Linked DNA regions of Homo sapiens: regions 2 and 3 are each linked to region 1. The links are chromatin contacts, found by Hi-C or POLR2A ChIA-PET in ENCODE. All regions are on one chromosome and are shown on one strand. The core of a region is the stretch at or near the end of the contact, and the rest is flanking DNA. Distances in the headings are between cores, read along the strand shown. Region 1 overlaps SLC35F2 (solute carrier family 35 member F2). Region 2 overlaps ALKBH8 (alkB homolog 8, tRNA methyltransferase). Region 3 holds the start of RAB39A (RAB39A, member RAS oncogene family).

What was found. Hi-C counts contacts between places; a loop is a spot of excess contacts on that map. ChIA-PET counts read pairs that join two places held with the same protein, here RNA polymerase II (POLR2A). Pooled maps may share reads with other maps.
Region 2: a loop to region 1 is called in a map of endothelial cell of umbilical vein, with 3 times the contacts of the local background. The contact joins two enhancer-like sites. A Hi-C loop is called at or near these places in 1 of 168 maps with a recorded cell type or tissue (endothelial cell of umbilical vein) and 7 of 50 pooled maps. POLR2A ChIA-PET finds 5 or more read pairs at or near these places in 1 of 52 experiments (BJ).
Region 3: a loop to region 1 is called in a pooled map, with 4 times the contacts of the local background. The contact joins the promoter of RAB39A here to the enhancer-like site in region 1. A Hi-C loop is called at or near these places in 4 of 50 pooled maps. POLR2A ChIA-PET finds 5 or more read pairs at or near these places in 3 of 52 experiments (GM12878, WTC11 and activated CD4-positive, alpha-beta T cell).

What each region holds. Positions count from the first base shown.
Region 1 is chr11:107,797,292-107,800,982 of GRCh38, forward strand. All of the region lies in intron 7 of SLC35F2 (solute carrier family 35 member F2), which reads right to left. Among named protein-coding and RNA genes, the nearest start is that of SLC35F2, 60 kb to the right of the region's middle. Within about 2 kb of position 2,125, at least 2 of the 41 ENCODE cell types and tissues checked have a DNase peak (open chromatin) inside an H3K27ac peak, as active enhancers do.
Region 2 is chr11:107,543,447-107,547,137 of GRCh38, forward strand. All of the region lies in intron 7 of ALKBH8 (alkB homolog 8, tRNA methyltransferase), which reads right to left. Among named protein-coding and RNA genes, the nearest start is that of ALKBH8, 20 kb to the right of the region's middle. Within about 2 kb of position 1,790, at least 4 of the 41 ENCODE cell types and tissues checked have a DNase peak (open chromatin) inside an H3K27ac peak, as active enhancers do.
Region 3 is chr11:107,926,469-107,930,159 of GRCh38, forward strand. RAB39A (RAB39A, member RAS oncogene family) reads left to right here and starts at 1,980. Exons shown (of 2, transcript NM_017516.3): 1 at 1,980-2,327. The coding sequence starts at 2,101. RefSeq lists silencers at 1,716-2,205, 2,236-2,455.

The DNA of each region.
Region 1 (3,691 bases), core at 875-3,374:
ACAGTAAGAAAACAGAATGGGCTAGGGAAGGAGGGAAAAGGAAGAGAAAGAAGATGAGAAGGAAGGAGGGGGTGGAAGGAGTGAGACAGAGAGAGAAGAAAAAGCAAGCAAGCTAGCTTGGCACAGTGGTAGGCACCTGCAGTCCCAGCTACTCAGGAGGCTAAGGTGGGAGGATCACTTGAGCCCAGGAGTTTGAGGCCAACCTGGGCAACATAGTGAGACCCTATCGCTAAAAAGAAAATTAAAAATTAAAAAAAAGCAAGATACACTCCCAAAGGTAAAAGAAAAAACTAAGTAATTTTTTGAAATGAGTATTAAGTAGATTGCTGGTCACATCCAGCTGTGGGCTCCTTGGGTCACCAACAGCTTTAATGTGCTAACTTGTTATAGATGCTCAATTATTTCTTAACGTTAAACCTTAAGAATTCCTTAAGGAATGTAATAGCCACAGCCCTCCCCAAGACAGGAAAATGCTTCCTGGATTAAATGATAATGCAAAACCAATAATAATGTCAAGCTAAGCAGACAACTATAATTTCCTACCACTGATTTTCATTCTTGGATCTAATACATAGCACAGGGCCCAACACATAGCTGGTGTTTAATAAATGTTTGTTGAAAAAAATTGATTCAGAGAATATTAGGGGAAGTTAGAGCTGTTTGGAGTACTCTAAACTTTTTAAGTTGGTATTTTTTATTTTTTTTTGTTATTTTTATTTATTTATTTTTTGAGACAGAGTCTTGCTCTATCACCCAGGCTGGAGTGCAGTGGTGCAGTCTCAGCTCAGTGCAACCTCTACCTCCTGGGCTCAAGCAATTCTTGTGCCTCGGCCTCCCAAGTAACTGGGATTACAGGTGCCCGCCATCATGCCCAGCTAGTTTTTGTATTTTTAATAGAGATGGGGTTTCACCATGTTGGCCGGGCTCGTCTCAAACTCCTGAACTAAAGTGACCCACTCACCTCAGTCTCCCAAAGTGCTGGGATTACAGGTGTGAGCCACTTGCGCCCAGCCTTAAGTTGGTATTTTGAAAGGTAATCTTGCTGTCCCATAAAATGTTTACTGTTACCTGTGAAAACACCTATATAACTTGTTCAAAACCTGTTATATTTGGTTTGGTGGCTTTTAAATGTTCAGAAGAAAAACTATCATGTCTCTCTTAAGAAGGCAGGTGATTAAATGGAGTCACTTTTATTAGGATGGAGAGACTAATAAAGAGATTAAGTCTCCTGAATTAGAGGCGCTTACTTCTTTGTCTTGTAAAATTCTTTGTGTCTGGATCTATACAGGAAGTTTCTTGCGATTACTTTATTCAGCAAATATTCACTCAAGATCAATTTCAGGAGAGGCAGAGTGCTTAAGGGACACGGATGAGCGTAAAAAATTCTGAGCCTCTTTTTCAACTGTCTGCTTCAAAAAATTAGAGCCAAAGTTATTTTAGACACAGTTTTTAAAACTGGTAGTGTATCAAGCTTACAATCTGCCTTTAAAAACTACTTCTTGGCCAGGCTCAGTGGCTCATGCCCTGTGGTCCCAGCACTTTGGGAGGCAGAGGCAAGCGGATCACCTGAGGTCAGGAGTTCGAGACCAGCCTGGCCAACATAGTGAAACCCCGTCTCTACTAAAAATACACAAATTAGCCGGGTTTGGTGGCAGGTGCCTGTAATCCCAGCTACTCAGGAGGCTGAAGCACAAGAATTGCTTGAACCCAGACTGCAGGGGTGGCAGTGAGCTGAGATCACACCACTGCACTCCAGCCTGGGTGACAGAGCGAGACTCTGTCGCAAACAAAACAAACTACTTCTAAAGTGCTAGGTGTCTTCATTATGCTCTGAGTTTTTTCTACCTCTGTAATTTATTCTGAAGATTTCAGAAGACCTGCTCTTTGCTCTGTAAGTCTTGAAACATTTGACCAAAAATAGTAAAAATCTGATCTAAGAATGTACTATTAGACATTCAGGGACAAAGGAACACAAAATAACTGGAAAGGAATTTATCAACTGCATGCTCTGATTCTGAGAATAGTAGTTTAAAGTTATGTGGCCAAAAAATGACATAAGAAAGGGATTTTTCATTTTAAAGTTGAAAGCAGTTGAAGCCAAAGCCGGCCACCAACTGGCCTGCAACTGCTATATAGAAACACCAGCACCCCTAGTGGTGGCCAGATGAAATGCAGCCACGGCATCACAGAAAAACTTAAGGCTGACATTGTAGTCTATGACAATTTGGCTCTCAGAAAAAAATCTGCACCCATCAGGATGACTTCTCTGATTCACTTTGACTTTATTTATTTATTTTACTTTTTTTGTTTGTTTGTTTAGACGGAGTCTCACCCTGTCACCCAGGCTGGAGTGCAATGGCATGATCTCGGCTCACTGCAACCTCCACCTCCCGGGTTCAAGTAATTCTCCTGCTGGGACTACAGATGCACGCCACCACTCCAAGCTAATTTTTGTACTTGTAAAGACGGGGTTTCACCATGTTGGCCAGGATGGTCTCGATCTCTTGACCTCGTGATCTGCCCGCCTTGGCCTCCCAAAGTGCAGGCGTGAGCCCCTGTGCCCGGCACACTTTGGCTTTTTTTTTGTTTTTGTTTGTTTTTGTTTTTTTTTTTTTGAGACAGAGTCTTGCTCTGTTGCCCAGGCTGGAGTGCAGTGGCGTGATCTCGGCTTATTGCAAGCTCTGCCTCCCAGGTTCATGCCATTCTCCTGCCTCAGCCTCCTGAGCAGCTGGGATTACAGGCGTATGCCACCATGCCCGGCTAATTTTTTGTATTTTTAGTAGAGACAGGGTTTCACCGTGTTAGCCAGGATGGTCTCGATCTCCTGACCTCGTGATCCGCCCGCCTCGGCCTCCCAAGGTCCTGGGATTACAGGTATGAGCCACTGCGCCCGGCCTGGCTTTTTTTTAATGATGTTACTAGTAAGCTATAAATACTCCTTCAGTCTTAGTTCAGGAATACCTTAACCAGCAAGTCTGCAAAGATAACAGCTGGTTCCTTCACATGTAACCTTGCAAACCAAAGGTTTACACTCCTTAAGCAGAAATTTCTGAGAATCCACTGAGCTTAATGTATCAGTAATTCAGCTAAGTGTTGTGAGTTCATGGCCGACTTCTGGGAATAGCATAAATAAGGATTTGTCTGGATACAAAATTCTACAAGGACGAAGAAAGATAGTTAATAACCTCTACTGAAACTAAAATTATCAGGTAACAGCCAGCATTCTAACTATCTGCTCAAATGACTGTCAAGAAAATAGGAAGCAGGTCAACAATCCTTTACTGAAGGCACACTGAGAAAAGACAGGTCTCGCTCTGTCAGCCAGGCTGGAGTGCAGTGGTGTGATCAGATCATGGCTCACTGCAGCCTCGACCTCCCTGGCCCCAAGTGATCCTCCCACTTCAGTCTCTCTCTGGAGTGGCTGGGACTACAGGTGCACATTACCATATCTGGCTCATTATTTTTGTATTTTTTTGTAGGGATGGGGTTTTACCATGTTGTCCAGGCTGAAAAGAGGTATTTCTAAAGCAGGGGTTCTCAAAGTATAATCCAAAATCCTTGAGGGGACCTAAAACTCTGGGGAAGAATCTATACAGTGAAAGCTATTACTACTTTTTTTTTTTTTTTTTTTTTTGAGACGGAGTTGCTCGTTACCCAGGCTAAAATGCAATGGCACAATCTTGGTTCACTA
Region 2 (3,691 bases), core at 540-3,039, 250 kb before region 1:
AGTAAAAGTTCTTTTAACCAACATCCATTTAACCAACCAACATGCTCCATTCCTTCTATAATGTGTACCCATGCCCTGAATATTTGTTGATGATAGACAACTCTCCAATATGTCCATGCACTTCTATTCTCACCAGTAGAGCTATATGCTTAACAAGTCAAATTGTGTATGTTCCCAAATCACTGTGCCAGTTACCCTTATCATTGTAATTATTTTATTTAATTTAATATTACATAAATGAATGAAAATTAAGCGAGAAAAGATAGCATTTTTCTATAGAAGCCAAGTTGAATATTGTAGAATGACTCAATAAAGGCAAAAAATAAATTTAATGTTCCAATAAATGTGAAAATTTGATTATAAAATATTGGAAACAAAAACATCAAAATGTAAAACCCCACATTCAGATGGTTTCATGTCTTTAAACGTTTGCTTCACTTTAAAGAAATGAAATTGGAGAGACAAAGCAGACTGTGGCCCCTCACAGATGCAAAGACTTTGGCCCCGCAACAAAATATTGATGAGTGAATTTATATGTGTTAAAATGTCTGCAGTATGTACATATCTTTTATTATGACTATTCCCTAATTTAAGTGCAGCCAACTGGTAGTTTCATCTATACCACTTAAGCGGGCTTCTACTGTAGTTTTCTGAACTCTATTGATTTTTCTGAATTTTATTCTAGTTCTACAATCCAGATGGAGTGATATAATGCTGCTTTCTTGCTACAAAGTAAATGCACATAGTTCTAACTGAAAAGATGGAAGAATCAGTACTCCAAAGGCTCCAAATACAGCAGCATGTTCTATTTTATGATGTCATGCCATGAAACAGACTTTGTTAGCAGACTGCTGGCTGAAACAGGTATACTTCTTTGACATTATCCTTATTGAAGGGGCTTGACTAAAGAAGCTCCCACTCCACAGAAAAAAGATAAAGAGTGCCTGTTAAGAACTGTCAGCATTGAGTCTTATTTGACCAATTTATGCAAAAGAGAATGCTGGCTTCCAAGAGATCCTGAAAGATGAGAAAATTACATAAAAATAGAAGAATCTTCAGAACTTAAGTTACTAAGGAAAGTGCTTAAAAGTGAAAAATAGAATTCAATGTATAAAAAATGACATGATCAAACAAGGTAGACCATTTATTTATTTCTGGCCCACAAACCAGCAGATCTACTTGTCTACTCCAGAAGTTTTGAATGTTAGAGACCCACAGGATAAAAGGAAAAATGAAGATTGGCCCAATGCCACTTTAATTATACTATGATGCAACTAAAGAACCCACATGAGAATTACACTCTTTTCCCACATCTACATCAATATACATATAGAGCCATACAGAAGTCACCATGGCTTTAGATACAAACCACACACACACACACACACACACACACACACACACACACACACACAAAGAAGGAGAAATACACACCCACCAGGATGGTAGATCACTATCTTTTTAATGCTAAAGGCACTACAGAGACAGAGTAAAAAAATCATAAATAAGCTATAAAGAATGAGAGAAAGGAGAGAGGAGCTACACAGCAGAGACAATCCATTTTTCAGAACTTCAGGAAATGAAAATATTCCAAGGACTCTCAGATAAGAATAAAGTATGGGGCCTGGAATCAAGATAAAAACTAAAAGAAGAGATTGTTTGGCTTCTGAGGCTGTAAACATTGCTTATATAGGCAAATATTGAGGGCTGAATTTGAGGTTGGAGATGAAGCCAGTATGTCTGCGGTCCAGACTGTATTGTTGTTTTAAGTGGTATAAAGAAAATGTCTGGGTGTTTTTTCCAGTTTGTGCTAAAGATCTGAAAATAATGAAACATTTGTCCATTAAAACAATAAACTCTTAGAACAGAAGTACCCTGTGAGTCATTCTGATTGACCAGACTGGGAATACAAAACAAAAAACAATGACTAAAAAAACCCATTCAGCTAGGTATTTCAAGATACTGCATAAATAATTTTTACTCAGTACCCTATGACTCAACATAGGAGTCAGGCAGGACTCAACAGGTATTTGCTGAAAGCATGAGCCTGGAAAGAGAGCAGGAAATATACTGAAAGACGTGGCCTTCTATAGCAAACATTCAGCAGATGGGGTCTTTACTACCCAACTATCCAATTATCCCCACCCACTGAGTTGCAAAAGTCATCATAATAAGAAATATTTACTGATGAACGGACTTCCATAAAATTAGTACTTGCCCAAATAGCTCTCTCTCTCTTCAATATCAGCAGCTATCTCTGCCCATTATGGTAATCCCTTTGGTCAGTCTTTCAGTGAATGTTGATTATATAAATACTAGCCAGTGCAATGCAAACCCAAAACTAATTGAAATTGCAATTCTCACAAAAGATGGACTTCCCGAAATTGATAAAAGGGATGTCAGAGGACCATTTAAATCACATGCAAATCCATTAAACATCTGAAAATCTGGCAGAGTCAGGACTTTCACAACGAAGAGAAAAATAAAGCAAATAACACAACAACGCACTCTTTATAATCAAGCTATAAAAGTCAAATAAAGGAATTTTTATCATGCTACCATATTTTATCAGAAAAACAAGACCAAAAACAAAGTTCACGTGACTCATTCTTTGTTCTAAAAAATTAGTACATAGTTGTAATATAACCTAAAAATTGTTAAATAAAATTTTTCTTTAAAAATCATCTTCATAAATTTTAGTTTCGTTTTCCCAGATAAGTCCTAATCAAAAGTTTTCTTCCTTATTTATAATAGAAGTTAGGTATTGGTTTTAGGGAGATGCACATTAAATAGTTATTTTCATTATCAGCTGACCAACTCTTACGGTACTTGATGAACTGAGTTATCTGCCCAACAACATTACTAGTTTATTATCATAAAAGGTTATAGCAAGGGCATCTCTCAAAACATGCCTGGCCAGCAAAGGCAGGCTGCAATTTACGGCAGGACAAATTCATCAGTGAAGGATTACCTAAAAACAAAAGCCTAGTAGACTTCACAGGTATATGTTATTGTCATATAACCCGATGCAGCCTACTCCTTGGATATTTCCCTAAGCTCATCCTCAGTTAGGGGAGCACTGAGTATTTGAGATGGAAAGAAATTGGTTGGTTCCTTGATGAAATTACCGACCTGAGCCAACAAGTTAAAACTTTTGGAACCAGCCTTCCTTGAGATATCTTGTTATATGAGATATTAACTTGTTTTGCCTTGTAATCATTTTTATTTGGGTTTTCTGCTGTTAATTGCAGCTAAATCATCCTCACTTATACACATATCATACATATTTCGAAGGTACAAAAGCCTTAAAGAAAATCACAACTTAGTTGTAGAGGGAAAACTAATGTATTTGAAAAAAACAAGACTATTTTTGCTTAATATAAAATGTACACTATTTTTAGACATACTATAAGAGCTTTAAAAAGAATATGCTCCAGTAGTCATACAAATAAAGCATTTTAAGTAATAAAGCATTGAAGAATTATATTAAAGTTAAGAATACCTCATGGGAACACCATGAGTTGGAACATTTAAGAATTGAAAGAGATCTTAGAAATTTCCTGGGAAAGAGAGAAAAGTAAAGTATTAAATATAACGTCAATGACTTTAGCTGAGTCTTTGACATTATATTTAAGCCAAACAAAACGAAAAAGCATTACAAAAAACCAAAACAATAATGCCACTGACAAAA
Region 3 (3,691 bases), core at 730-3,229, 130 kb after region 1:
GAGTGCAGTGGCACCATCTCAGCTCACTGCAACTTCTGCCCCCCAGGTTCAAGCGATTCTCCTGCCTCAGCCTCCCGAGTAGCTGGGATTACAGGCGCCTGCCACCGTGCGTGGCTAATTTTTGTATTTTTAGTAGAGAGGAGGTTTCATCATCTTGGCCAGGCTGGTCTTGAACTCCTGACCTTGTGATCCACACACCTCGGCCTCCCAAAGTGCTGGGATTACAGGCATGAACTACTGCACCCGGCCATTTTTGTAGTTTTAATAAAGACGAAGTTTCGCCATGTTGGCCAGGCTGGTCTCGAACTCCTGACCTCAGGCGATCTGCCCGCCTCGTCCTCCCAAAGTGCTGGGATTACAGGCGTGAGCCACTGCGACCGGCCTAAACACACACTTTTATTTATTTATTTATTTTCTTTGAGATGGAGTTTCGCTCTTGTTGCCCAGGCTGGAGTGCAATGGCACGATCTCAGCTCATCACAACCTCTGCCTCCCGGGTTCAAGCAATTCTCCTGCCTCAGCCTCCCGAGTGGCTGAGATTACAGGCATGCACCACTACGCCCGGCTAATTTTGTATTTTTAGTAGAGACGGGGTTTCTCCATGTTGAGGCTGGTCTCGAACTCCTGACTCAGGTGATCCACCCGCCTCAGCCTCCCAAAGTGCTGGGATTACAGGCGTGAGCCACCGCGCCCGGCCTAACACACACTTTTAAACTGTTTCACTTTTTAAAGATAAACCTTGACGTCACTATTACTCAATTTGAGGAAAGGCACAAGAAAGTAGTAAGATCTCACCAGAATTTAAGTTCTGCTTTGTTTACTTACATCATTAATCAGACATGAGCTAAGAGACCACCTGTTCGCTTTTTTCTGACTTAAACAATGGAGACCAAGGAGAGCTGAAAATTTCATGAGCTTCTCAACATTTCCCCGGCTTTTTTTTTTTTTTTTTTTTTTGCCACTGTCCCCAGGGTTGGAGGGCCCCAGAGGGTATGGGGATGATACTTGGCGTTTCTCACTCTTCTGTGGTACTCATAGCAGTGAAGAACAGACAGTGGCAGCACGCAGCAACAGCCAGAGCCCTTGCTAGAAGCACCCAGAACTGGCTGTGCAAATTTATTTCAATCCTGCCCAAAACTCCTTCACCTTAAAATGCCTTGGAGGTGGCTCTCATCAAGACAAGAAAGCAGGGTGTGGTGGCTCACACCTGTAATCCCAGCACTGGGAGGCTGAGCCTGGAGGATCACTTGAGGTCAGGAGTTCGAGACCAGCCTGGGCAACACAGCAAGACCCCATCTCTACAAAAAGTTAGAAAATTAGCGGGATGTGGTGGCCCCCGCCTGTAGTCCCAGCTACTCAGGAGGCTGAGGTGGATGGATCGCTTGAACCTAGGAGTTTGAGACCAGCCTAAGCAACATAGCGAGACCACATCTCTAAAAAAAAAATTTTTTTTTAACCCAGAAGAAAATTAGCCAGGTGTGATGGCTCACACCCGTGGTCCCCGCTGCTTGGGAGGCTGAGGTGGGCAGATCGCTTGAGGCTGCAATGAGCCGAGATCTCACCACATCAATCCAGCCTGGGGGACAAAAAAAAAAGAGGAATCAAAGCAATGACCCAAGTTATGGCCTCAGGGACTTCCAAAATCAGAGCCCTAATCTGACCAACCCGCCCTGACGCCTGTAAGAAAACGACTCTCACTTTTCATTGGCTGACCCTCCCGGAGTTGAGACCTTGCTTCATTTTCCTTGGTTGTTGCTGCTGTCACGTCTTCCCGCCACGCCCACTTTCCTGCCGGCGCCCAGTGAGCGTTGAGGGAGAGTGATTTGCAGCCGGTCAGGGGCGGGAGTTCGCGGCAGCAAACCTGCTTCCCCCTCCCACGCGCCACCGCCCCCGCCCCGCCCCCGTCCAGAGGCCCCGCCCCTAGCCGGGCCTGGCCCCGCCTCTCTCTCCCGAGAGGGCGGGCACCAGGCGGCGGCCGCAGCCGCAGGAATATGCTGGAAGGCGGCGGGCGGGCGCCCGCGAGGTGCTGAAAGGACAGTTCCCGCCGCCGAACTTAGCCCGCGGGTGGGGCGGCCCGGGAGCCAGCGGGGCACGTGAGCGATGGAGACCATCTGGATCTACCAGTTCCGCCTCATCGTGATCGGGGACTCCACCGTGGGCAAGTCCTGCCTCCTGCACCGCTTCACCCAGGGCCGCTTCCCCGGGCTGCGCTCCCCCGCCTGCGACCCCACCGTCGGCGTGGACTTCTTCTCCCGCCTGCTGGAGATCGAGCCGGGCAAGAGGATCAAGCTACAGCTCTGGGACACGGCGGGACAGGAGCGGTTCAGGTAGGGACCCCGGGGACCTTGGGCACCGCGCCGCCCCCTCAGCCCGCCCGGACGCCCCTTCCCCAGGCGTCCGCCCCGCCGGCCCTGGTCGGGAGAGGCTCTGGCCCTTCCCTCTCGAAAGTGCAAACACTCCATTCTCGCTTCCCCTTTGCCCCTCCTCTTCCAGGGACGACTTCCTCCTCCGCAATTTCTCACTTCTTTCTTTGGCGCCCATTTCCTGCGCCCCCTTTCCATCTTTCCTTTCCCGCCTGAACCGGGGTCGTCCTCGCCGCCCCCTCTTCCCCAACTCTTTCAGCCCCTGTGGGTATTTTTATCCCCTCCGGCTCCCCGGCTGCCTTCTTCCCAAACTCGGCTTCCCTGGCTGCGCACAGCATGACCCGACCACCCTCCTCCAAGCAGGCGCCCCTTTTCCTACCCTAACCCAGCGGCTCCCACGCTGTGTGGCCGGGGAGAACCGCGAGGGAGGGTTCCCAGATTCGTGATGGATCCTTTAGCTTCACAGCAAGGAGCGCTCCAACCCAGGTTCCTGCATGAGCTCACTGGGCATGGTTCACAGAGAGGTGGATGCGGTAATGGTTTGGGCACCTCACAGCACTGAATGTGGTCATCAGAAATACTGGGTCATGACCCGTGGGAATGGGTCTTGTAGGTTAACTAGATGCAACATCAGGGACACTGGCACAGCTGAGGGTGTGTGTGTGTGTGTGTGTGTATGTGAAGGGTTGAGTTGTCTTTAGAAGTTTGTCATGTTTGGTGGGAAAAAGACATATATTGAGATTCGCCAGGAACTTTAATTTTGCTTATGATCAGTACTTAACGTTCCAGGGTGATAATATTTCTAAAGACAGAAGGAGGGATCCAAATGAATAGTCTCCTCCTAAATATCCGCTGGGGACATGAAGGGTTTCACAAAGGCGACTTGTGTAAATAAAAAGTAAATGAAATTATATGCATTTCCTGAATATTTGAGATGGAAGCAGGTTTAAAGCAAATTTTAAATGTCTAGGATTCAAAGGCACTTCGTTTTAGAGGAAGATGGTGAAACTGATGTATTGTACTGTTCTGTTTCTTAAAGACTGCATTATCCATTGGAACTCATTTAAGGAAGCATTTTGCGTTAGTCAGCAAGTACTCTGCTTGTGAAATGCAGTGTTCCATGAGGGGACTTCCCAAACATGGCTTCCCCTCGCCCCCAGCCAGCATCACTGCGAATGAGATCAGCCTACATCTGTGAGAATGGTCCAACATTCAAAGTTTTGGCTTCCGTTCCTAGCAATGATGCTGATTCATAGAGATAATGAGTGAACTGCTTAGCTTGCTTATACCTTAGTTTTCGTGTGTGTGAAGTGGAAAGATGGTAAGGC